Regions from separate parts of the Homo sapiens genome. Here region 2 is linked to region 1. Evidence: chromatin loops called from intact Hi-C (ENCODE). Cell type or tissue: Panc1. All regions are shown on one strand. Each heading gives the region's core, and the rest is flanking DNA. Links, peaks and the distances in the headings are about the cores only. Region 1 overlaps SLIT2 (slit guidance ligand 2). Region 2 overlaps LOC105374510 (a long non-coding RNA gene).

Region 1 (12,148 bases), core at 1,412-9,411:
CTGTATGACAGAGCGAGACTCCATCTCAAGGAAAAAAAAAAAAAGAATCATTTGAAATGACAGTAGATATATTAGGATGACCAGATCAAAAATAAAAGCTGTTTACTAGAGGGGGTCTACTATGATATTAGCAAAATATTGAAGAAATAGGTTGAGCTGATCCAAGAGAATATTTTTTGTAGACAGCTTAAAAATAAAGAGTATTTGTAGGCCTATAGACAGAATTCAAGAAAAGTAAATAAATAAATAAATAAAATTTAAAAGTAAAAAAAGCCACACACCTCCAAACAATGTATTTCAGGTCTCTTATATGTCAGTATCTAAAAAGCAGCATTTGAAATTATTAATTATCTAACTGATAAGATTTCTCAGTAACGGTGGCATGCAAATCTACTAATCTAACTTAAAAGGAGGGGAATAAAGATAGAGAAAAAAGTTCATAGCTCAAGTCAGTGAAGAAATAATTTGAGAGAAGCATCCATCCATCAGGAAAGTACTTAATCCTCTTTTTGCATAAAATGTGACATTTTACATCGAGTGGCTAATTTGCACATATTAAAGATGGCATGTTTATAAATAATGAGATTGTCAATAGGTTTATGCTGAAGTGGTGAGATGCCAGAAGTATTGAAATTTGTAGAAGTAAATTCATTTTTATAACTGGCATTTAATCAACTCAGCTGTCAGTTTAGATGGGAAACCTATTCTCTAGAGCAAATAAGAGATGGAAATCTTGAGATGACAAATTAATGAATTAGCTGTTGTCAGGTTAAACTCAATAATATAAGGTAATCAGCCTTCATCTTTATATTAAATTACTGCATTATCAGTGCGAAGTTTGACAGCAAGTCAGATTTCTGACAAGTTTAAATTATTTCTAAATGAAATATCTATCAGGATCCACTGTATAAACCCCAAATTCTACCTTACCTTATTTTTTGCATGAAATCATGTGAAGAATTACCTTATGTAAAAGTGTTGTTACTGCTTAAGTTCCAAGCATAAATATTTTATCAAAAAAAAAATGCATCTCATATACTGCATGTGATTCTGAGTAAGAATGGGGACAGGGAATGCAAAGAAGAAGGAATCATTCCAGCGGAAATAGCGTGGAGAAGGGTAGCTGGGGTTTAGAGAAGGAAGAAGATGAAACCCCAGGCTAAACTGTGCATCGTTTGCCTGTGGCTCTTAGAAACCTCTTGGCCAATCCTTTTAACTGTAACTGCTACCTGGCTTGGTTGGGAGAGTGGCTGAGAAAGAAGAGAATTGTCACGGGAAATCCTAGATGTCAAAAACCATACTTCCTGAAAGAAATACCCATCCAGGATGTGGCCATTCAGGACTTCACTTGTGATGACGGTAAGAAATACTTATCAACTCTTTGATTGTCAGGCATTCACATGCCTGTTCTGATGCAGCTTTGCACAAATCTACAGCATAGTTCAGCTCAGCAAATAATGATCGTGTATCTTTTGCTTTGTCGTTTGGGTTTTGTTTTAGTGCCAGGACACTTACTTTCTTAGACTTGCCTTCCACATTTGAGTCTACTTGATGTGCATTTCTGAATGTTTTAGATTTTCTAGTTTCCAACTTGTGGTTGGTCTTACTTATATAGCTTCATTTTAACTTTTCTTTATTACCCTAGGCATGTTTTTTAGTACCTACCATTTTCAAAGGAGAAAAGAAATTAACTTACAGAAGTTTTAGTAAATCTGACAAAAATACTAGTTGTCACTTTTTAATGCTCTTTCTATATCATCACATTTGATTCTCATATAGCCCTATCAGGTACATAGAACAAGTTCTATTATTATTGCCAATGAACAGAGAGCTAATTTGAGCTTTATAAATGAGGAACCTAAACTTTTAAGTTAATATATTCCCTTATGTCTCTTCATATCTGTTTCCGTGCCGTTTCTCTGTAATTCACTTTGCATTTACATATTGTAATTAAAAATATAATTTGTACAAATAACTATTTTCCATTGTATTGGTAATTGTAATTACAGTTTACAAATTGCAAGCCATTTTCCAGAATTCTTCCCTAGGCAGTCTGAAAACAGTGCTATATAGAACTTACGGTATCAATTAGTAAATACTGAATGTCCCGCAAATAAATGATTATGTAGCTTAAGACTCTTGTGTTTGTTAAGTTAATTTAAAGGCATAAAATCCCTTCTAGCACCTTCAAGACCACAAATCTTGGTTTTCCTGTATTTCCTCTGCGATTTAGGAAATGATGACAATAGTTGCTCCCCACTTTCTCGCTGTCCTACTGAATGTACTTGCTTGGATACAGTCGTCCGATGTAGCAACAAGGGTTTGAAGGTCTTGCCGAAAGGTATTCCAAGAGATGTCACAGAGTTGTAAGTAGAGCTTGTCTTTCTTTTCTTTTCTTTTTCCTTGATGATAAATGTTTCATACACCCAGAGGAATGGACAAAAATCTTTACAATCTTCTTTACAAATCATATTCTAAGGCCAGTTAATTATTATCCTGTAAAATGGTAAATAAGTAATGCAAAAGCTACTTTAGAGGCCCTTGGGAATTGCTGTGTGTGTGTGTGTGTGTGTGTGTGTGTGTGTGTGTGTGTGTGTGTGTGCGCTATAAGATTTCTCAGTGCCTTTACTATGCTAAAGTGTACTATGACTCTTCAAGAAACAATGGTAAAATATAAGGTATCTTTCACATTTATTTGTTCCTATACCCCTTTTCTCATGGAGCATCTTACAAGACTAATGGCCCATGGAATGCACTTTGGGAAATGCTTTATATTTCATTTACTTACAGTCTAGGATATTCTGTACAGGAAACTTTTTTTTTTACCTCTGTGACCCCTAGGAGAAAATTTTACCACATGGGATAAATAACTATCTGGTATATGGAAGAAACTAGCATAATCTCTTCCCTTAAGAAGAGATGCTGCTTTTGGAGGCTTGAATCAAAGTCCTTTAGATCCTAAAGGGTATGGGACCAATTATCCTTGACATTTTCATAACTGATATTTAACCACAAATTATATGGCCAGGATATACACATCTCGACCTTCTTCTGCACTGCCCACGCTCCCTTGGCTGCCTCATGCTACAGTTGCAGAATGGAATTCATTAGAGAATATGCTGCCAGAATAATGATGCTTCCATGCCCCATTCATTCCATTCCTTTGTCTCTAAACTGTCATATTCTGGATATGCTTGTTCTGAATACAATTGAGTCACTTTGCCTGTTTATTTTTTATCTATGTGGAACTATGGATCAATAATGATTTAAACCCAAATGTAATTTATGCAGATGTGTATCAGTTATTTGTGCAGATGCACACACATATTCCAAATGAGCAGGTTTGACAAACTTTTGACAGTGTGCAACATAGGTAATGAGGTTCAAGGGCATGTCATTTCAATTTTTAAGGATCTTATTTTCAAATCACATGCAATTCTTTAAACCCTAAGTTTGATCCTGAATAGAACACTTAGAGGAAAAAGGCACAAACTTAGCACATGTGCTTAGAACACGGCTCTTAGATTTGAACTGCTGTTAAGTGCTTAGGTCCTCTCTCACTACCAATCACATTGGTTAATCAACTGGAAGGACTATTTTATATGTATATGTGTGTAATTAAATATTTAATTCTTATAGTAATGTTTTTTATTTCAGAAGATCACATAGGGATATTCCGAAACCCTCCTCTGTGGGAAAGCTAGATGCCTATAGAATATTCTGTGTCCACAGGATGGGGAACATCACACACCGGGGCCTGTCTTGGTGTGGGGGGATGGGGGAGGGATAGCATTAGGAGAAATACCTAATGTAAATGGCAAGTTAGTGGGTGCAGCAAACCAGCATGGCACATGTATACATACGTAACAAACCTGCATGTTGTGCACATGTACCCTAGAATTTAAAGTATAGTAAAAAAATAAAATATAAAGCAGAGATAGTTAAAATAAAAAATAAAAAAAGAATATTCTGTGTCCAAAGCATTAATTTTAGGAGTACACCAATGAAGAACTTACACTCAGACCACCTTTGATGCTAAATCCCTTCTTCTACAATTTTAACTGGACTATGTATTGGTCACTTTACTCTATTCCCATTAAATAACTTTAAACATTTCTTACTAAGCTCCATTGGACATCCTGCTTGGTGCATACCCTGTGCTATCTACAGCATATTTCAACTATTCAAAAAGTTGAATTTTCAATCTATTTTACTACAAATTATTAAAAAGTAGTCTTTTTTTCCAAAGAAAGTTTGTCATAGAGATGAGAAAAATATTAGCTTATCTGTTTTGAATTCAAGTTTTACCCCCTGGAGAGCTTATTCTTGTAACCTTACCAAGTCAGCAGAATCCTTCTTAGCAGTAACATATATGCATGTATTAGAAGAATTTCATATGTGTATTACATTAAATAATTAAAGACTTTGGCAAAAATTAGTATTATTGGTGGACTAGTTTTAACAAATGGTATCCATTATTTTTAATCAGTTCCATATAACTTCCGCCTTAGATTATTTTACATATAAACATTCATAGCGCACATTCTGAATCTTGACCTTCTGCTGTGTTTTCTGGAATAAAGGGAGAGTGCTGAACTATATAGGGTGATGCTTCCCTCTAGTGGTATCAAGAAAAACTTAGGTAGAGGAAAGAAAAAAATGGAGAGGGGTCGAAGAAGAAATATCAAGTCAGAAAATTTAGGTAGACATGATGAGTCATAACATAGACCCAATTATTTATCAAACATTAATTATATTTTCTGATAACTGGTGCCTTTTATATCATTGTTTTTATTTTGAAATATTGGGAATAAATTATCATCTTAGACAACTTCTCAGCTATTTCTATATCCAGAAAAAATACCAACTTCAACCTGGAATCTTGAAATGGACCACAACATTGGGGTAGGAACGGCCACATGTTTAATGTCCCAGAAGTGTCTGTGGGCACATGTATAGCCAGATGGCCCCAGTTTCTGAATGACATTTGCACCCTTCACCATCTACGTTCTAGGAAAAACAGCCTTGGAAGGAGATGAAATTTATTTTCCTTATTGTGACATAATAGATATAACTTCAGGCATTCGATTATCTCTCTGTCCTGCCAGTTAGCCCAAAACCTATTTTCTGATTATTCTTCTGACTCTAATAAGAAGGGAAAGTTTACTTATATATGGTTATTTGATTATTGCTGTTACATATATATATATATATATATTTATACACTTCATCAATTTATATTCTATAAAATCTCCTAATGTTATCATCACCAAGAAGATATATGCTGGTTACAACTATTTTTAAACTTAAACCTAATATGTTCAAATCCGCAAATATGCCTTTAATGTGTCCATTGTTATTCACTAAGTGTATTGACACATATTAAGGCAGCAATGAGTGGTCTTGGCCACAGCAGCAAGGTTTTGTTACTAGTTAATGAATTTCATGGTATTGTGTCCACATAAACACAAGCAAACTGAAGGCTGACTAAAAGTACGGTTAATTGAATGAATCTCCTTGCTTGCACACAGATGGCTAAATGCTGGGCTTGCCTTGTTAGATAAACCACAAAGAACTGGACTCGTGGACAACTCTGCTTTTTTTTTTTCTTTACTTCTCTTAAATAATAATCCATGCTTGGAACACGACATCTTAAAGCAAAAATTGCCAAGGGGTTCCTTGCCTCAGTTAAGAGTGAAGTACTGTTTACTTATTTTATTCAAGGCCACCATTACTTTGTAAGAAGATAATATTGTTCCATTGTTTTTAGGTATCTGGATGGAAACCAATTTACACTGGTTCCCAAGGAACTCTCCAACTACAAACATTTAACACTTATGTGAGTAACATATTGCACTTTTCTTTGACTTACTCTATTTCCAGAAAATGGGGATGGCAAGGGACAGAAGATTTAGTGAACCTTCCAGATAATACAAATCATTCACAGTTAGATGCTTCCCTCCTTGCTCATTGCGGTTCTGGACCCCTGGCTACATCTTCATTGAATATCGATCAGGCGATGGAGTGTCTTAGCAAGAGGTCCTCCTCTATTCAAAAAAGCACAAATACAACGAAGTCTGAGTAGTCAGAGAATTATGAAAATGTATAAACCTGCAGATTTTTATTGATAATGAATATGGGTTATTTTATGACAAACTAAGGAAGGAAAGATAGAAAACGATGCCTTTATTCTTGACTTTAAGCGAAAGATGGTAGGTGGTAATGACTTTCCCAAAAATGTAAATGTAGTTTATTATGTTTGTTTCTTATACAAAGCATTGTTAAATAAGTTATGGGTTTCCAGTATTAAAATGTATTTTAGAAAATCCATATATATTCATGTAGTGTTTAAGTAAACTTGACAAAGATACTAACATTTTGAGTATAAATTTCAAAATTTTGATTTTTTAGCTTAAAATAACATCTCTTTTTTTATTAATGTAAACAACCTTTGACAACCCTTAAGTTGTAAATACAAGAAGATATTTAAATATACAAACATTTGATCTAGTTACATGCACAATGTTTAAAAATTGATATAATCTTTTACATATAATACTATACTTTTAAAGTAGCCTTATTGGTAATTGAGAAAACTTTTCAGAACACAAAAAATCAGGAAAAAGATAGTAGATATTAATAGAAAGTACCGTATCATTTGTTTAAGTCTATCTAATTTTAGAGTAAATATTACTAGCGTAAGAAGCAGATTACTGGTTAACGAATTAGAAGGTTTATTTCTAAGTGAATTCTACAAACCTAAGTAGCAAAAAATATTACATGCCCCAATGTAAACTAGGTACATTGAAGCTAGTTAAAATTGCTGCTGATCACTTTCCTTGAAAGTATGGGTAAATCAAACACTTTATAGAAAGTAAATAGGAGTATTTAAATGACAAATGATTAAACAATGGAAAAAGATATCCTCTAAGATGTCTTGTTCTGCTTCTAGTTATTTATTTGATAGCAGCAAGAACTGATTACATACATTTTGTTCTGTTAAATAAACCATTAAATTGCTGCAATTTCCAAAGGGTCACTTTAGCAGAATTGGGTCATTTGTGGGACAGCATGTGATTACTTTCAAGCCAGCTCGAAATGACAAATGAGGATTTGTGGATCCAAAAATGGTTTTACTAGTGACTCATGATACAACTCTAGGCAAGTTACTTCTGCTAATACAGATACTTTTATTTTTAAAATTTAGGAATAGTTCTTCAGCAGTTAAAAATATGAGTATAAAGCTCCTCTCAGATTCTTAACATTTTCACAATTTCATGGGTCCATTTTACTGACATTTTGATATTTTAATAAAGGAATAGATTATCCTCGGTTTTTCTGAATCTTCCATTTATTCATATATTTTGCATTTTGCTTCAGAAAAAAATTAGTGAATATATTTAGTTATTATAAATGGTGAATATATATTAGTATTACATATTGTATATATATTTTAATATATTTTTTACATATATAGTGTGTGTATATATACACTATATATATAATGAGAATAAGATCAAGTTCATGAAATGTAAATTACGACCCATAGTACAAACTATACATATAAGTAGCCATTTAACATTGGTAAAAATTCAACGTCTCTCCCATTTACTTAACATTCATTAAACAAATATTTATTGAGGACCTACTGTGTGACCATGACTCAGCCAGGGGCAGGAGCACAGACGTTTTTATTGATGACATTTTGAATGTAATTAATCAGGGGTTCTTTCAGTGATCAAATTTGAGTCTGTGTATCAGTGAACATATGTATCAATGAGGGTAAAGTATGTGTATCTGATAGGACTTTTGAAGATAAGGGTTTATTTCCCACCGGCAAAATTTTGTCTATCGCAAGTCACCTCCAAGGAAGCTCCCTGTAAAATATCAAAAGCCTTATGGAGATGGGCGCAGAGGGATAAGGGCAAATAAACTCTGCTCTGAAGCTGCTGCTTTGAAGTGAACCAACCCCTTGCACGTACACTACATTGGCTAAAGCAATGCATATATATATAATCACTCCTAATTTCAAAACAGTGAGGTGTAAATAATCATGAATAACATTGCAATCTACTCCAGTGGGTCGTTCACTGTTTTATTGTTTTCAGATAACAGCTGAATGCTAACAATACTGCTATGACTATAAGAAGACCCTTCTCCTTCTAAGAATCACTAATATTTTCATTTCTGTGGTTAATAGTGTACTCCATTTCTTTTTCTCTTTTAGAGACTTAAGTAACAACAGAATAAGCACGCTTTCTAATCAGAGCTTCAGCAACATGACCCAGCTCCTCACCTTGTGAGTGTGAAAGTGTGGTACTGAGTATTCATTAATTCAATGGACAAAAGGCAGTCTCTAGATGCTGGACATTGCTATTGAACAAGACAGTCTCTACCCTCAAGGAATGTTTCTATTGGGAGAAACAGACAAAACCACGATACGTGAACAATGTAGACATTAGGAAAAGTATTGCGTTCTATTAAAAAAAACAAAGAATAATTTGTGTTTGTGGGGGGCTTAGGGGAGATCCCTAAGATAGGGAAAATCCACCTTAGGGAAGGGACGGCTGACGCACCAAAGTTGGGCAGGAGTAGGCAGCGGGAAGCATTCTAGGTTGTATTTAGGAAATAAGTATGTTGTGTTAGGGAGACAACACACAAAAAATAACAATATATTGTGTGTTAACACTATCAGTTAATAAGATGCTTTAATAAGCCTTAACTGCTTTATTTTTGGAAGTATTTGGCCATTTTTGGATTTCTGAATAAAACAAATTGACATATGTATGCTTTCAGAATTCTTAGTTACAACCGTCTGAGATGTATTCCTCCTCGCACCTTTGATGGATTAAAGTCTCTTCGATTACTGTAAGCATCTTGTGTTCAACAGAATATCTCTTTTCTCAGAGATCTGAGTTTGGGGTTGTCTTTTTAAGGATGTAACTGCTTTGTTGATTCTTGGTGCTTGAAGATACATGCATTAGGATTTATTATAAATTAGGAAATAGAAAAATCATTTCTTACAGTATCATTGTCCAACAGCTTTGCTTTGGACAATATAACTTCCTTTTTAGTAATACTGATTGTTGTTATAGTCATTTATTTGATTATATGTAACATTAAGACATATGGTTTATAGAGTTTCAATTAACTTTGAAAGAAACTTTCAAAATTGAGAAACTTTCAAAATTAATTTCTTTAGAAATTACATAGTATATGAAAACATTTTTACTGTGAAATGTCCTTTAAAATATGTGAAATAAAACATGATCCTTGATCCTACTCTCCTGCCTCAGAATTTACAGTTTGATGTGCTCTCTGGTCCTTTTTCAGATGCATTTTTTTCTATTCTAATAGATGTAGGCCCATGGCTATATAGCTTTTAAAAGCCACAGATATTAATAGGATCTGTTTTTGTTCTGCCATTGTCTATTTTTGTTTAACATATGCTTTTGAATATTTCAAGTCTATCATATATATGAATAAAAATATATATATAAGAATGGAATAGATATATATTTATACATATATATAACTCAACTGTTTAACTGGTAGAGACTGTTGTATTGGTGGGAGGAACCAGAACTGATTCAATCATCTTCATCTTTACTGTGATTTGGTTTAATTTCAAATTTTAATGAGTACTATACAGTACTCTAATGAACATCCTATACATTCCTCTTGGTGCAAATGTGCTGGCATTTCAGCAAGAATTTAGGGTGTGTGGGAAGGTACTGTCAAGTATATTGGAAGGATTCCAAAAGTAACTGTCTTGTTATTCCCCAGACAAGACTTTGTCCATTTAGAAGTTAATTTTTCCACCAACTATTTAAGAGTACCTTTTTCAAAACACTCTTGCAAACACTGAATATTATTTATTCTTTTATTTTTGTCCATATGACAGATTCAAAGTTATTCTGCGTTCCTGTCTTAATTTGCACTTCCAATTAGTAGAGCATTTGAATATATTTTATTTGTTTACTAAGCACTCGTGCTTTTTATTCTAATGAGCTTGATCTATCATTTCCCCATTTTCTGTTGGGTACTTTATATTTTCCTTATTAATGTAGATATCTTTATGCATATACTACTTTACTCTATGCTTGCAGGGGTTTTTTTTAAATGAAAGAATTAATCCTTATATCTTATATAAGTTGCAAATATATATTATTCTATTTCTTATATGGAATATTTTATTGTTTGGATATATTTTATGTTGTCAAAAATTTCTCCCTCTTTTCCTTGATGGTTTCTGGATGTTATAACTGAGCCTGTGAAAGCCTTCCTCACTCCACATTTATAAAAGGAAGATCTTCTTTATTTTCTTTTAATACATTTTTATTTTTACATTTAATTCTTCATTCTGGAATTTATTTTGTACACATAATGTGAGGTGGAAGCCATTTGCTTTCTCAGGTATCCAGTTGTACCAAAACTGTTTATTTTATAGACCGTCTTTTCTGCACTCATTTAAAATGCTTATTATAAACTAAAGTCTCGGAATTTCTCTGGAGTCTATGAGTTCAGAAATATAGGAAGTTTAATTTTTCTTTTTCTTTCTTTTAGTTCTCTACATGGAAATGACATTTCTGTTGTGCCTGAAGGTGCTTTCAATGATCTTTCTGCATTATCACATCTGTGAGTACCTAGTTTATGAATATAGGTTTAGGGTCAAACACTTCCTAATGAGTGACTTGGAACATTCCTCTGCCAGTTATTTTACTGTAACATCATAAGATGTAATTGGTTTCATCTTTAAAGAAAATGTGAAGATTTTCAAACTGGATATGATGCCTTCTGCAAGATGGCTTTAATTTTCCCTTCTGGCTCTTATTTTCCAGTAGTCGAATTATCTTTGCTTAGCTAAACATGTCTCTTCTACAAATATGGCTCTCCAACTTTACTAGCCTATGCTTTTTCTCTCATTATTATCTGATTCTAGAACATCAGCTCCCTTTTAATTATCTATCCTAACCCTGCTTTTCTAAGTCACATCTCAAGTATCACCTTCTCTATGAAGCCTCTCCTGATTTGCTCAAAGTGGATTTACTTATTCAGCATCAACTGTGGCACCACACAAAAATAAATTCAACATGGTTCGAGACTATAGTTTGGAAGTAAGACACAGCCAAATACTTAGATTGGGTGAAATGGCTTTTCCTTTATGTTTTCTCTGATCACAACTTGTTTGTACCTCCATAGTTTTTGGAAGTACAGTATAACCATTTGAAAATATGTGATAAGTGTGGTCCAAAAAACTCATTTGGGTCAAATTCCATGATTTTATTATTACTAGGTGTAATGTTAAGATCATGGCAAACCTAGAAGGAAGTTCAGCCAGCAGCCTTAGGATCCAAAGCCTCCTTGGCTGATGCTGAGTTGGGTGCTTGGTGGCAACTATCTATTTAACTATGCCTAAACAGCAATGTCAGTTGTGCCCCAGTTTCCTAGAAGAGATTGCCTGCCATATCCTCTCCTGGTTTTGCACTTCTCTCGAAAACCCACAAACTCCAAGAAGATACGATTTTACAAAATTGAGAAAGGAATAATCATTTTTCACTCCAAAAATATACATATGATTGGAATTTTAAAATTTGCCACCCAAAAGTCTACGCTTTTACATCTTCTTTGAATTGAATTGAAGATCCAATGTTCAATCACATTATGTCTGCATTTGCCTTATAGAGTCTGTGTTATCAATTGATGTTTTGTACATCAGTCTATCAGACTGGTGCCTATTAATATTCCTTCCACTAAACTACTAGGTCCAGGAAGGCAGAGCCTTTACATTTTCGTGTTTGAGCCAAGAACCTACCTCTAAGTCACTCCTTTACAAACTCCATGGCTGCCACGTGCATGAGCTGCAATATGAAGGAAGCTACTAGCTCAGAGATGCAGGGCTGTGGTGCCCTCAGGCAGAGAATGCAGGCTGAATGAGGAGGTAGCCGTTCTGCTAGTGTTATGGTCAGGCATCAGAAAAGGCTTCACAGGAAAGGTGCTGCTTGAGCTGAGCGGAACTTCCCTTCATGTTACCAGCCTCCTCCCGCAACAGTGAGAGCAAGTAGAGTCTTCCTTGTTCTGTGCCCTGCTCTGCCTTGCATTTCTTTTTTTTTTTTTCTTTATATATATAAAGAAATTTTATATTTTA
Region 2 (12,148 bases), core at 2,419-10,418, 1.9 Mb before region 1:
ATATAAACACCATAAAATTTATTATGTAAATATTATTTACAGGTGGGCCTAAGTGTATATGTTAGAGCTTATTTCTTATAAAACTTTTCACTTTTCTCAGAATTTGTAATTGCCTTTACTTTTAACTGATGTGTATCCTATCTAAATGTGACTAATTCATCTTCGTATTCTCCAGCAAATCTATAAAGCAAGCATATAATTAAACATATAAGATAATCTGTAGCTTTTTTACATCAATATCCTTCCTGGATTCTTCTGCCCACCTATTTTAAATAGAACAGATTGTTTCATTGCAACCTCAGTCTCTGAAACCACTAATCCATAATTATGTGATTTTAAGTATGCTATATAAATGTAATCAGAGAGTATATCACCTTTGGAGATTACCTTTTTTCACTTAGCGTAATTCCATTGAGATCCATCTATGTTGTGTGAAACAATGGTTGGTTGCTTGTTATTGCTGAGTAGTATACATGGTATTGATATACCATAATCGCTTAACCATTTATCCACTGAAGAACATCTGGTTGCTTCCAGTTTTTGGCTCTGTGAGCACTTATGTTGCAGAAAAGTTGTCCCAATTTTAATTACCAAAAGCAGTATCACAGGAAAATATGTCCACTCCCTCACTTGAGAGCAGAAGGGTTTTACAGCTTAACAATGTGTGTCCCCAGAACTTAGCATCGTTTGACCATGTCATAAATAGAATAAATTTGATTTCTGAATGACTGAGATGTTCCAAGGCAGAAGAGTAAGTAACTACTGTAGATCATCAGAGATCATGGTGTTTGAGGATTCAATAGAAGAGGCTTGTTTTGTCCTTTGAAGAGTGGATATGATATGATCAGGCAGCAGGCTATGAGGGACATGGTTGCATTGTTAACAAAAGACATTGTCCTTTAGTTAAAGGGATCGAGCAACTAAAGTATGTTAAAAATGATTGAGTAGATCATGTTCGATAAAGAGTAAAATTTGTGTAGATGAGTCAAGAAAAACAGTATGAAAGGATAGATTTGAGAGCAGATTGTGGATGGCCTGGAAAGTACAGCTGAAAACTGACGTTTTTCTGATAGGCTTTTGAAAGCCATGCCAGGTTTGTGTTTGGAGAAGGATTGTTGAAAGGTGCATTATAATAAGTAATTTGGTGGCCTTTGTTGCAATACTGCAGTTGCTTGGTGGCCTTTGTTGCAATACTACAGTTGCTTATATCCAAATAATATGTACATCTTTGCCTGTGGTCAACAAAATCTCAAGCGCGATATCATTTTCAGATAAGCAATCATCACATCAGAAGTCAGAGTCTATGAAGAGTTTCTTTTACCAACTAGAGGAGGGGGTCGCAAAGTGAGAAGGAGCTCTGAAGACAGTCACCGGAATCCTTATCATGCAGAGAAGGATGAGGACTGGCATATTTCAGGTGCCTCAATCTAGAGCCATTTTTTGCCTTGCTTTCTGTCCTGACTATCAAAGCCTCCTAATGACAGTAAAATAGTGCCAATAGTGCCAGCCCTCAAGACTTCTGCACCTTCCATGTATTTTACAGGCAATGTACCATTTACCCCTTACTCCAAGCTTGCATGGAAGTTATTTTTACTCTCATTCTAGAGATTCAGTGCCTTGGGCCTATGGACATATCCTGAGAGGGCACAAATAGGGTAAGAAAATGCTACTTGTCACAAAAAAAGCAGAGGCCACACAAGAGAGAGAGAGAGATCGGAGGATTTTCAAAAGTCAAATCAGAGAAATTCTGCTACCATCACTAACTCGAAAGTGCTGCAAAAGGGCAATAACGAGGCCACACGTAGAAGGAAATAAAGTTTGAAGAGCAGAAAGGAAACTGGAGTGAAATAGGAGTGGGTGACTCAAAGGAAGTCCTGGGGAGGGGCCTCTGCAAACACTGCAGTGATGTTGGTTACTTGCCTTTTGATCCCTGGAATATGAGTAGATTCACTCAACTTAAAGGAATGGAATAGTTTCAAACAGGGTCTTAAAGTGTGAGGGAGATTTTCCTATGGGAGAAGAGGCCTGAAGACCAGAAGCTGCCCAAAGGCACTATGGCAGATGGCAACAGGAGGAACAGCTCCTAATGCTGAGCTTAATATAGTGACACGTTTTTTTCTTGCAAGTAATGCAAGTAGCATTACTAATGCTACTAATACAGAGGGCATACCTCTGTATCAGTCAGGGTTCTCCAGAGAAACTGAATCAACAGGATGTGTATGTATATAGGGAGATTTATTTTAAGGAATTGGCTCATACGATTGCGGGGGCTGGCAAGTCTGAAATCTGCAGGCCAGGCTGGGAGTCTGGAGACCCAGGGAACAGTTAAGGTTGCAGTCCAGGTCTAAAGGAAGTCTGGACACAGAATTTCTTCTTTCCTGGGGACCTCAGTCTTTCCTCTTAAGGCCTTCCACTGACTGGATGAGGTCTACCATATAAAGGATGAGGTCTACCATATAAAGAAAGGTCATCTGCTTCTCTCAAATTGCACTGATTTAAATCCTCATCCCATCTAAAGAATATATTCAAATTAAGATTTAGATTGGTGTTTGACCAAATGTCTGGACATCATAGCTCAGAGAAGTGAACACACATGAGATCAACCATCATGGCCTTGAGCTTCTGGGTCATTTCAGGTTCCTGTCCAAGGTGAGAATGAAATCGTCCCTACTACACGGTGGCCACTTCTTCTCCTACTGCACACCAGCTCTTACCATACTGTTGGAACTTTCCTCATGTGGGGCTCAGAAAATGAAGAGGAAAGTTTCTTCCTCCTCAGGGCTGTGCATAGTGAATCTGAGCAATAAGCTGCAGACAGCCAGTTCTCTGCACTCTTGACAACAAACCTGAAAGTGGGTTTATGGAATAAACTTTCTAAACCTACTCCCTCCCTGGAGGATCACAGCTCTATTCAGGATTGGCAGCACATTCTCCTGCTCAGAACAGATGAGGGGTCTTGGAAGGATAAGTTGAAAAGCTAGGTGCAGAGGGCTGACCCTGGCAGGGGCCCAACCAGACCTCATCAGTCACACGAGACTTTCTCATGAGATCACCATGGGACTGAGCCACAGGCTTAACCTGGACATGCAGAAACCCAAGAAGATGGCTTATGTGCTTCAAAAATGAACCCAAAAAATCATCAATAAATGACTTTTCCGGAGATCGGAAACATTAGCTCCCTTCCTGTGCTAGGGAGAAGAGAGTGATTCTATTTTCGATGCTTTGTTGATTTAGAAATCATGCCAGGTTCAGATGTGGTCAGCAAACTGTGGACTAGATATTGCTGGAGGCCTGATTTTGTGTGACTAAAGAGCCAAGAGTGGTGTTTACATTGTTAGAGGTATAAGGAAGAAGAAAGAGGAGGGGGAGAAGGAGAGAAGGAGGAGGAGGAGGAAGAGGAGAAACAGAGATCAGATATGGCCTGCAAAACTTAACATACTTATTATTTGGCTCTTTACAAACAAATTTGCCAACTCCAGGACTAGAAGAAAGAATATATGCACTAAAATCAAACTCTTTAACAACACTGGTGCTGCGCACCATCTGTACAACTCAGGGATGATTACTTTGACTTTGAACCTAGGTGTCGTCACCTGGGGAGCACTGCACACCCAGCTTCTCCTCCAAAGAGAATTCTTGCAGGAAAGAAACGTGTGTAACTATATTAAGTACAGCATCTAAAAAGGGCATCAACATAACAACGAACATACTTTAAAGATTCTATTAATAGAAACTTTAAAAATAAGCAAAACTCTGGTAGGTGTGTGGAGTATAGTTACTGTTTTGTTGATGAGTGCTGGTTACATGGGTATCCCTGCTTATGAAAATTCATCAAAATTTGTGTTCCCTTAGGAACACTTTTTGAAATGTGAATTACACTATATTAAAACATATTTTAAATGACATCTAACTGAGAAAACTTTTGAAACTTCAAGAAAAACCTTTTGTTTTTCTTGAAGTCTACCAATAAAATAATATCTGAGGGGAAGTTTGTGTTCAACAAAAAAAGGGAACAGGATGAGATGCGCTAGTTTGGCTTAATCAAACCAAACCATTCTTTACATTGACTTGCAGCCCAGTGTTTTTTCCACTTCACCATGATATTTCATCTCTTCTGGACCTGGAGAGGTAAACACCTGTGGGATGGTGGTGACCAACAGGGCATTTAACTGAAGCTTTGTCTATCTGATGTCCCAGTAACGACCAGCTCCTAACAATCTGCCCCTACCCACTCCCTCCTCATATCTGGTTCTGTCCACATGTAAACACATACTCTGGTCACATTAAACTATTCCTTTTCCTGATCATATCAAGATGCCTCACAATTCTGACCTTCATACATTCCATTCCTGCTCCTCAAAATACCATCAGCTTTATAAAAAACTGCTTAATTTACTTCAGTAATACAGAAGAATTTTATACATAGTTTATTAAAAATAACTTTGGGAAGCTGTACTTTGATCAGCAATAAAACTATTGAAAAGATAAGGTTATCAAATAATTACCCCATGTTAATCCTGAAAATAATTGTTATAAGCCAATCTTGTAAATTCAAGACCAGGCACATCATAAATAATCACAAAAATTAGAAACATACTCAAAATATCCGTATGTTTAGTATACATAGAAAATTCACTGACTGAAATAAATCATGAAACATGGACTGGAATTTTGTGGGCTCTTAAACTTCATTTTGTCCCTATTGTTTTAAAATGTCAATGGTTTGGACCATTTCTGCATTTGTTAAAACTGTAACCTTAAAATTTTTTTAAAAAATAACTTTACAAACACATAAATATGCTTAATCACTAACTTGGGAAACTTCTGTTGCTCCAAATCAAGTATTTCTCTTTGTCTATGAAACTTTCTCTAGCCAGCATCATGACTGCTGACCGATTTCCACTGTGTATGTTATGCGTGCTTCTATGAGGGAGTCCATGACACATACATAATTATTTATTTGTATTGTAGCAGGACAAACCACAGACAAAACCCTTCAGACACCGAGTTAAAGAAGGAAAGGTTTTATTCAGCCGGGAGCTTCGGCAAGACTCACGTCTCCAACAACTGAGCTCCCTGAGTGAGCAATTCCTGTCCCTTTTAAGGGCTCACAACTCTAAGGGGCTCTGCGTGAGAGGGTCGTGATCTATTGAGCAAGCAGGGGATACACGACTAGGGGCTGCATGCACCAGTAATCAGAACGGAATAGAACAGGACAGGGATTTTCACAATGCTTTTCCATACAATGTCTGGAATCTGTAGATAACATAACCGGTTAGGTCAGGCGTCGATCTTTAACCAGGCCCAGGGCATGGCGCTGGGCTGTCTGCCTGTGGAATTCATTTCTGTCTTTTAGTTTTTACTTCTTCTTTCTTTGGAGGCAGAAATTGGGCATAAGACAATATGACGGGTGGTCTCCTCCCTTAGTATGTTTGCCTATCCTAGTACCTCAGACTTCTTGAAGAGAAGAAATGCCCTATCTCCCAGTGACTGATATCTAGTAGAGACTCAACATGCATTTGTTAAATAAATGACTTGAGAATCCTTATGACTTGAAGATAATGTTTTAAAATGACAGAAAATTATTTTTTCCATTTGTGTGATTCTTCCTAGTGAAGTAATACTCCTTCACAAATTGGTTAAAGCTTTCTTTTTAAAACATGTATTTATGTCAATGAATTTTAACACACACAGTGATATGATTTTCAAGACCAGTCAATTTTTTTTAAGAAACTCAATAGAAAAGTTAAAGACTCGATGAATTATACAAATATTTCAGATTATTATCTGACTATGCATTATTTCTTTCATGAAAGAAAGCCAAAAGCAAAAATGAAGCCAAAAGCAAATCATTTTTTAATGAACCATTGAAATTTAACCCCTGGAATAATTAACTAAAAAATAATATAGAATTTGTTTCATAGACTAACTGTGAATAGTTAAGAAGGTCTTCACTGAATAACCAGTGGTTTATATAGCAAAAATGTTGTTAGATAAAAGGAAAGAGTTAATCTTGTGCCTATTGAATAATACATTTTTGTGTTTGAGAACCCAGTTATTTTGATATTATTTAAAACACTGCCATTAGACTAATGTGAGCCTTTTTGAAAAAATCTTTCAACCCTCTTCCTTCAATTTCTCCGTCTATAAATACTTACAATATACTGCAACTCTAAAATAACTCAAGATTTAATTTAACCTATTTGTGTTGAGGAATGATCTGAGATGCGATACCCAAAATGCTCACTAGATGGCAGGGTTCCCATTTCAAAGGGAGCGCTACCTTGTTACAAAACAGTAAAGGCTTCCAACAAACAGAATTCGAAATGTGTTTATTTGTGTGGCTATAAATATAGCACATCTGATCCAATTTTCCACTGGGTTCCATGCTTTTCAGTGATTTTTCAGCCAGTTTTTTAAAAAGTCAGATTAAAGACGTTATTTGATATGCAGCCACATTCTTTCCAAATAATCAAAATTAATCCCTATTCCTTATTTTTAATCAGACATTGCATATCCATCCACAGTGTCTTTAGCTGAAAGAAATTATGAACCCATTTATTAAGTGGTGTGTGATTTTTGAACACAGTTTCGCCAAGCCCTCAGCATGTGTAAGTATGAATATCTCTGGAATTTATTTACAGTTCCAGAAAACCAAAGCAACACCTGCTAAACTTTGTTATATTCCTGACAGGGTGCTCACTGCTGTTTAAAAGCCATTCCTACTGTGGCCAGTTGTGACTGCCTGAGACCAAATATTCTCAAGGTAAATTGAACCGAATTTTCAGGCAAGGGAAGGTGCTTTGATCAACTAAGTAAATGTATGTGGTTAATCTTTGAAAAACAAATGGCATGCATACAGGCAAAGCTATTATTATTACCAGTTATCATGATTATTATTGTTGCTGACTATTTTATTTCTAAAACTTTCAGAGGAGTACTTTCCAAGAAATTTAAGATCAAGGAAAAGAAATGTATTTCTTCTAAATCTAACATAGCAGATTTGGTGTTTCAACCAAAAGAAATTTTTCCACTTGCATGGTTCATACTGAGCAACCTTTTATTAATATGAAAAAGGAATCTTCCAGACTTCCCTGAAAATTGCAAATTTGCTTATTCTCAATATTTATCATAAATTGCTAAACTTTCTGGCCTAAATTTAAATTATTTCAAGGCAGAGTCATTGGAAGCATAGCCCTGCCTTTCCATTTGCAAAGCAACACAACACTCTAAGAAGAATCCCTCTTAACATAAAACAAAGTGATATGTCATGTGGTCTTCAGGGTAAAATGTGAAACAAATATACCAAAATCTATCTTCCTTCCATTACAACAACAACAACAACAACAAAACTAGGTCACACTTGAAATCCCCCCGCCCTTGTCATGGACAGTAGCGTTTTTTAAATCCCTCTTCAGTCTCTGGGCAGTGTTTAGACACAAAGTATTTTAATATGTCATGAAGTCCCTGTCTTTCTGCCTAATCCTACTCTATCATAATGCATCTAGCACAATGGAGATGCATGCATGCTTAATTTCCATAAATTACACAGCCCTGCATTTTCATAAAGACAAATTCCAATTGTAAACTATTAAACCTAAGTCAACATCCTTTGATGTCTCTGAGAAAGATTGTGGGGGAAGTTTAAGCATTCCCACATGGGGATGTGTTCCCTAGAGTAGGTGAGGAGGGAGGTAATATTTTTTTTGCCCCTCATATCTCTTTATTAACTTGGATGTGTTCTTCTGAGGCTGAAGTGAGTTCCTTTACAGAAACTTAAAAAAAAAAACAAAAACACAACAAAACAAAACAAAAACACTGTGGGAAAACCAGCACCACACATCACTTCTCCCAAAAGCTAAACTCTTAATCAGAATCAAAAGAAACTCTGTTTCTCTGAAGCCATGGCTTGGTTTCAGCCTCTAAAGTGGGAACCAAGTCTAGCCGTCCCTAACCAATAGCCTTACTCTTTGGATTATCGAATGTTACTTTTTTTCTTTGTTTCGAAACTCTCTCCTTCAAGCTCTCTTATAACTATGTAGTTAGATCAAAGGGAATACCATCCAGACCTCTCCATTCAGGTACCATGGAGCTTTCATTATTTAGTTGTGGAATTTCCTCAACAGATCCTGTTCTCAGCATCCTGTTGACATAATTTAACATACAGGTTATAAAGACTTCTGTGAGCCTTCTCCCTTCCTGTTTACTTTCACTCCTCGGTGGAACCCAGGGCTCAGAAGCCGGCTCTTTTACATCTGAAAGCCGGATCACCTCCCCCCAAAGCAGGAAAGGTGTGAAAAGTAAGCAAGGGAAAGCAAGAAAGCAAATACAGTGGCTTTTTAACAGCGCTGCAGACCTGGCTCGGTCTGAGAGGTGATTCAGGGAGTGAGAATTCTGAGCAGGGGGCAGGATGGGGACCATGGATACATTTCTAGGTCCTGCTGGGTTGGTCCTTCACAGGGTGGCTTTGTTGTGAGATGTGACATGTTATGAATTCCTGGAACCCCACACACACTTGCATGCAAATGTAAGTTGATTTAAACACAAGAGGGGGCTCTCAGATTCAAGGCCACTAACCAGAACTAGTGAGATGGAAGATTTCTTAGTTCTGTAATTATTCCTGATGCACACCTCTGGGAAGAGGATGTCTTCCTAACTATATTTGCAAATGTTGGCTGGAAACCATGGGGGCCTGGCCAGAAATCGCCACGTGAGCCATCTCAGGTCCAGATAAGTCAAAATGTTGTAACAGAGGAATAGCGCCAAAGGGTATTTTAGCAGCAATTTGAACTTTGTAAGCACAATACAATGCAGCTGTTGAAGGTTCAGGGCTTGTGGCATGCAGTGGGGGTGAGCGCAAGGTGTTGGTGCAGGGGCAGTGTCAATGTGTCCACTGCCAAGTGATTTTGAAGCAGACATAGAGAGACCACAGATGATGGACAGAGCAGATGAGGAAATCCTTTATTTGCACGAAACTGCTGAAGGATGCAAATTTCAGAGCAGGTAGCACAACCTTTTCAGTTCCAGATGCCCCAGGAAAAAGATTTTCTTAAATCCATTTTGGCAAGCCAGCCACAAAAGGCCAGGCATGTGGACCCAGAAAGTATAGGGGTGAATAAGTGGTCAGTGTGTATTCCGGGTATCTGAATACCAGCTTAGGCAAACTACAGCCCCATCAATTCAATGCACACCTCTCTTTGTGAATTTACCTTGGGTATTTAGGTATAGTTTATGTGACATTTTTTGAAATTATCATCAAGAAAAAAACATATGTATATGTTTCTATACCTATACTCTTCCCGAATACAATGGAAACTAACATGGTTTTATTTTGCTACTTTCAAACCAAATCCCAATTTTTGTTGATAAAATCTGAAATTTAAAACCCATATTAATAGTAAATGTGTACTTTATATTGTGATTATAATGTTACCATTATAAATATATGAATATTTATATATTATGTTTTAGTTATAATTCTTTGCAAAAAGTATTGTCTCATGTGCTTTAAAGTGTATAAACTTTAATAATTCTTCAAACTTATAGTATATTTAGTTTTATTTCTCATTACTATATGTTTTTAATACCATAATGTCTCCATAGTTGATGTCTATATTTTGGTACCAATTAGAAGTGGGCTCTTTGAAAAATTTATTTTATTTTCTAAAAAATTTCACTTAAGGACATGATTTTGGCTGGAGTGATCCCAATTTCCATTTCATCAATTATATAAGGAGTTATATGTAGAAACTTGAGGTAATTAGTATAGTATTTTCAATTTATTCCAGTGATATTTTAGTACCCTTAAAAGATTGATGCTTACAAAATTATCTTTTAAATTTCCTGTGTGTGTGTGTGTGTGTGTGTGTGTGTGTTCATGTACGTGGTTAGGTACCATTGTAAAAGTACTTGAAGGCTATACTTTTATTCATTTCTCAGCTGACTGTGATGCAAATTGACTATTCTTTTTTTTTTTTTTTTTTACAAAGGGTATGGAAGGAAAGTGTACTTTGTAAATCTCCTATAAAGTTATGTTTCCTTTGTCCTGATACCAGGCAGCAACATAGCTTGTTGTAGAAATTTTGGGTCAAATGTTTGTTTACGCACAACACTAAAATCTCATTTATTTGACATATTTGCTGAATACCCATTGTCTGCTGGGCACCCTCCTAGGTTTTGCAGACTAGCGAACAAGACTGCAGATTCCTTATGTAGTTGAACTTGCATTATTGTAATTTAAAAGACAACTTTTACTTTCTTCCCCCTCCCTTCTTTCTCTTCCTTTTTATTTTGAGTGGGTGCATATAGAGATATTTTTCTCCTTTAGTTTTTTTTTTTTAATTATACTTTAAGTTTTAGGGTACATGTGTACAACGTGCAGGTTAGTTACATATGTATACATGTGCCATGTTGGTGTGCTGCACCCCATTAACTCGTCATTTAGTTTTGAATGTGAAAAATACTATTGAGTATATATGTGAGGATACTTCATTTTTTCCTAATTGTTCTTGTTTTGAGGAGGACCTTTCAAGATGGGAGGTGTTATATTAAATACATGTTACACACACCTCTTCATGTTTTATTTTAATCTTTTCTCTCATATATCATCCTTTATCCTTTCATTCTGACATATAGAATAATTTATTAGGCTACTCTCTCCTTTACTATTTTTTCTTCCATTCTATTCAATTACTATCTACATTGCAGTTTTTAGTTCATCAATGATATGCTTAATTGCTAGGTATTGTTTCCTGATCTTAGATAGTTATCTCTTCATGATTGCCTATTCCAGTCATTCTGTGCTGTGTGCCTTCTCTAATTTGTTAGAAATAAAATTTAGATATTTTTAAAAAATATGATTTCTTGCTGCAGCAGTGAGAAACACATGCACATTCCTCTGACTACTTTCTCTCTTTTAGAGAACACCTTTTTTTTTTTTTTTTTTTTTTTTTTTTTGAGGCAGAGTCTTGCTCTATCGCCCAGGCTGTAGTGCAGTGGCATGATCTCGGCTCACTACAACCTCTGCCTCCCGGGTTCAAGGGATTCTTCTGCCTCAGCCTCCCGAGTAGCCGGGACTACAGGCGTGCACCACCACACCCGGCTTTTTTTTTTATTTTTAGTAGAGACAGGGTTTCACCATGTTAGCCAGGATGGGCTCGATCTCCTGACCTCATGATCCGCCTGCCTTGGCCTCCCAAAGTGCTGGGATTACAGGCCTGAGCCACTGTGCCCAGTGGAGAACAGCATCTTTTATGTGTCTGAAAATTTCTCTCATTTTGCTCATGTTTACAAGGAGAGATTTCGGCTGGTTTTGTGTCGATTGTGTCGGTTAAAATGAATCCTGTCAGTGAGGCTTCCTGTCTGATTTTTACAGATCCAAATGAAGGGATAAAGAAAAAGTTTTAATTTACTCTAGATCCTCTTAACTATTTCTGAGATTCAGCAAGTATATGGTGGGGACTAAAAAGTGAACTAATCCTATAATTTCCTCTAGGCCAAGTCATTTCTTTGCCATTTTGTTGAGCCTCTCAGGGGTCCTCCTACATAATTCTCTATTCCTGACTATTGTTGTAGAGTTTTTATCTTTGTGGCCTCTGGGATCAGAAGTGCCACCACATCCACAGGGATCCTTGACAGTGACACAGTCCCGCTCAACTTCTCTACTTGACTTTCTGACTTGGTAGGAGAGGTTCTGTTAAGTTCTTTCACATTTTTCCCAGAACACAATGCTATCTCATCATATAAAAGGAGTTTCTACCCACTTTTCCGTTTAAGTGAGTTTATGCAAACTCTACTATGGCATAGACCATTAGTTCTTCCCTCAGTAACTTTCTGTATTTCTTCTATACAATTAGAAGCTTCAAATGCCACATAGATAACCAGCTAAAGACCTTATTCACCAGCTTCCCTTCCAGTAAATTTTCATCATGTAATTGGATTTAGGCAAGTGGTAGGAGAAAAAATGTGGTATATGCAATATCGTGCCTTGAAAAGGGATGTGTGTGTGTGTGTGTGTGCATGCACACACACGTAGAGAAAAGAACATTCTTTCTCTGTGTGTGTGTGTGTGTATATATATACACACACACACATGCACGAGAAAAGATATATATATATATATATATATATATATATATATATATAGTCC

The links. Hi-C counts contacts between places; a loop is a spot of excess contacts. Peaks named below come from ENCODE experiments on the same cell type or tissue, not always from the same donor. Only the 100,000 strongest peaks of a DNase experiment are listed, where the experiment ranks them.
Region 2: it touches region 1 in a loop (10-fold over the local background); 9 of 110 quality-filtered maps call a loop at or near these places.

What each region holds. Positions count from the first base shown.
Region 1 is chr4:20,540,261-20,552,408 of GRCh38, forward strand. SLIT2 (slit guidance ligand 2) reads left to right here. Exons shown (of 37, transcript NM_004787.4): 20 at 1,193-1,359; 21 at 2,234-2,366; 22 at 5,771-5,839; 23 at 8,228-8,299; 24 at 8,797-8,868; 25 at 10,567-10,638. Among named protein-coding and RNA genes, the nearest start is that of MIR218-1, 18 kb to the left of the region's middle. In Panc1, for the core only: CTCF peaks have their summits at 4,628 (motif pointing left) and 4,842; a DNase peak (open chromatin) is centred at 4,541.
Region 2 is chr4:18,683,262-18,695,409 of GRCh38, forward strand. All of the region lies in intron 2 of LOC105374510 (a long non-coding RNA gene), which reads left to right. Among named protein-coding and RNA genes, the nearest start is that of LCORL, 670 kb to the left of the region's middle. RefSeq lists an enhancer at 8,407-9,340. In Panc1, for the core only: CTCF peaks have their summits at 6,245 (motif pointing right) and 6,450; a DNase peak (open chromatin) is centred at 6,200.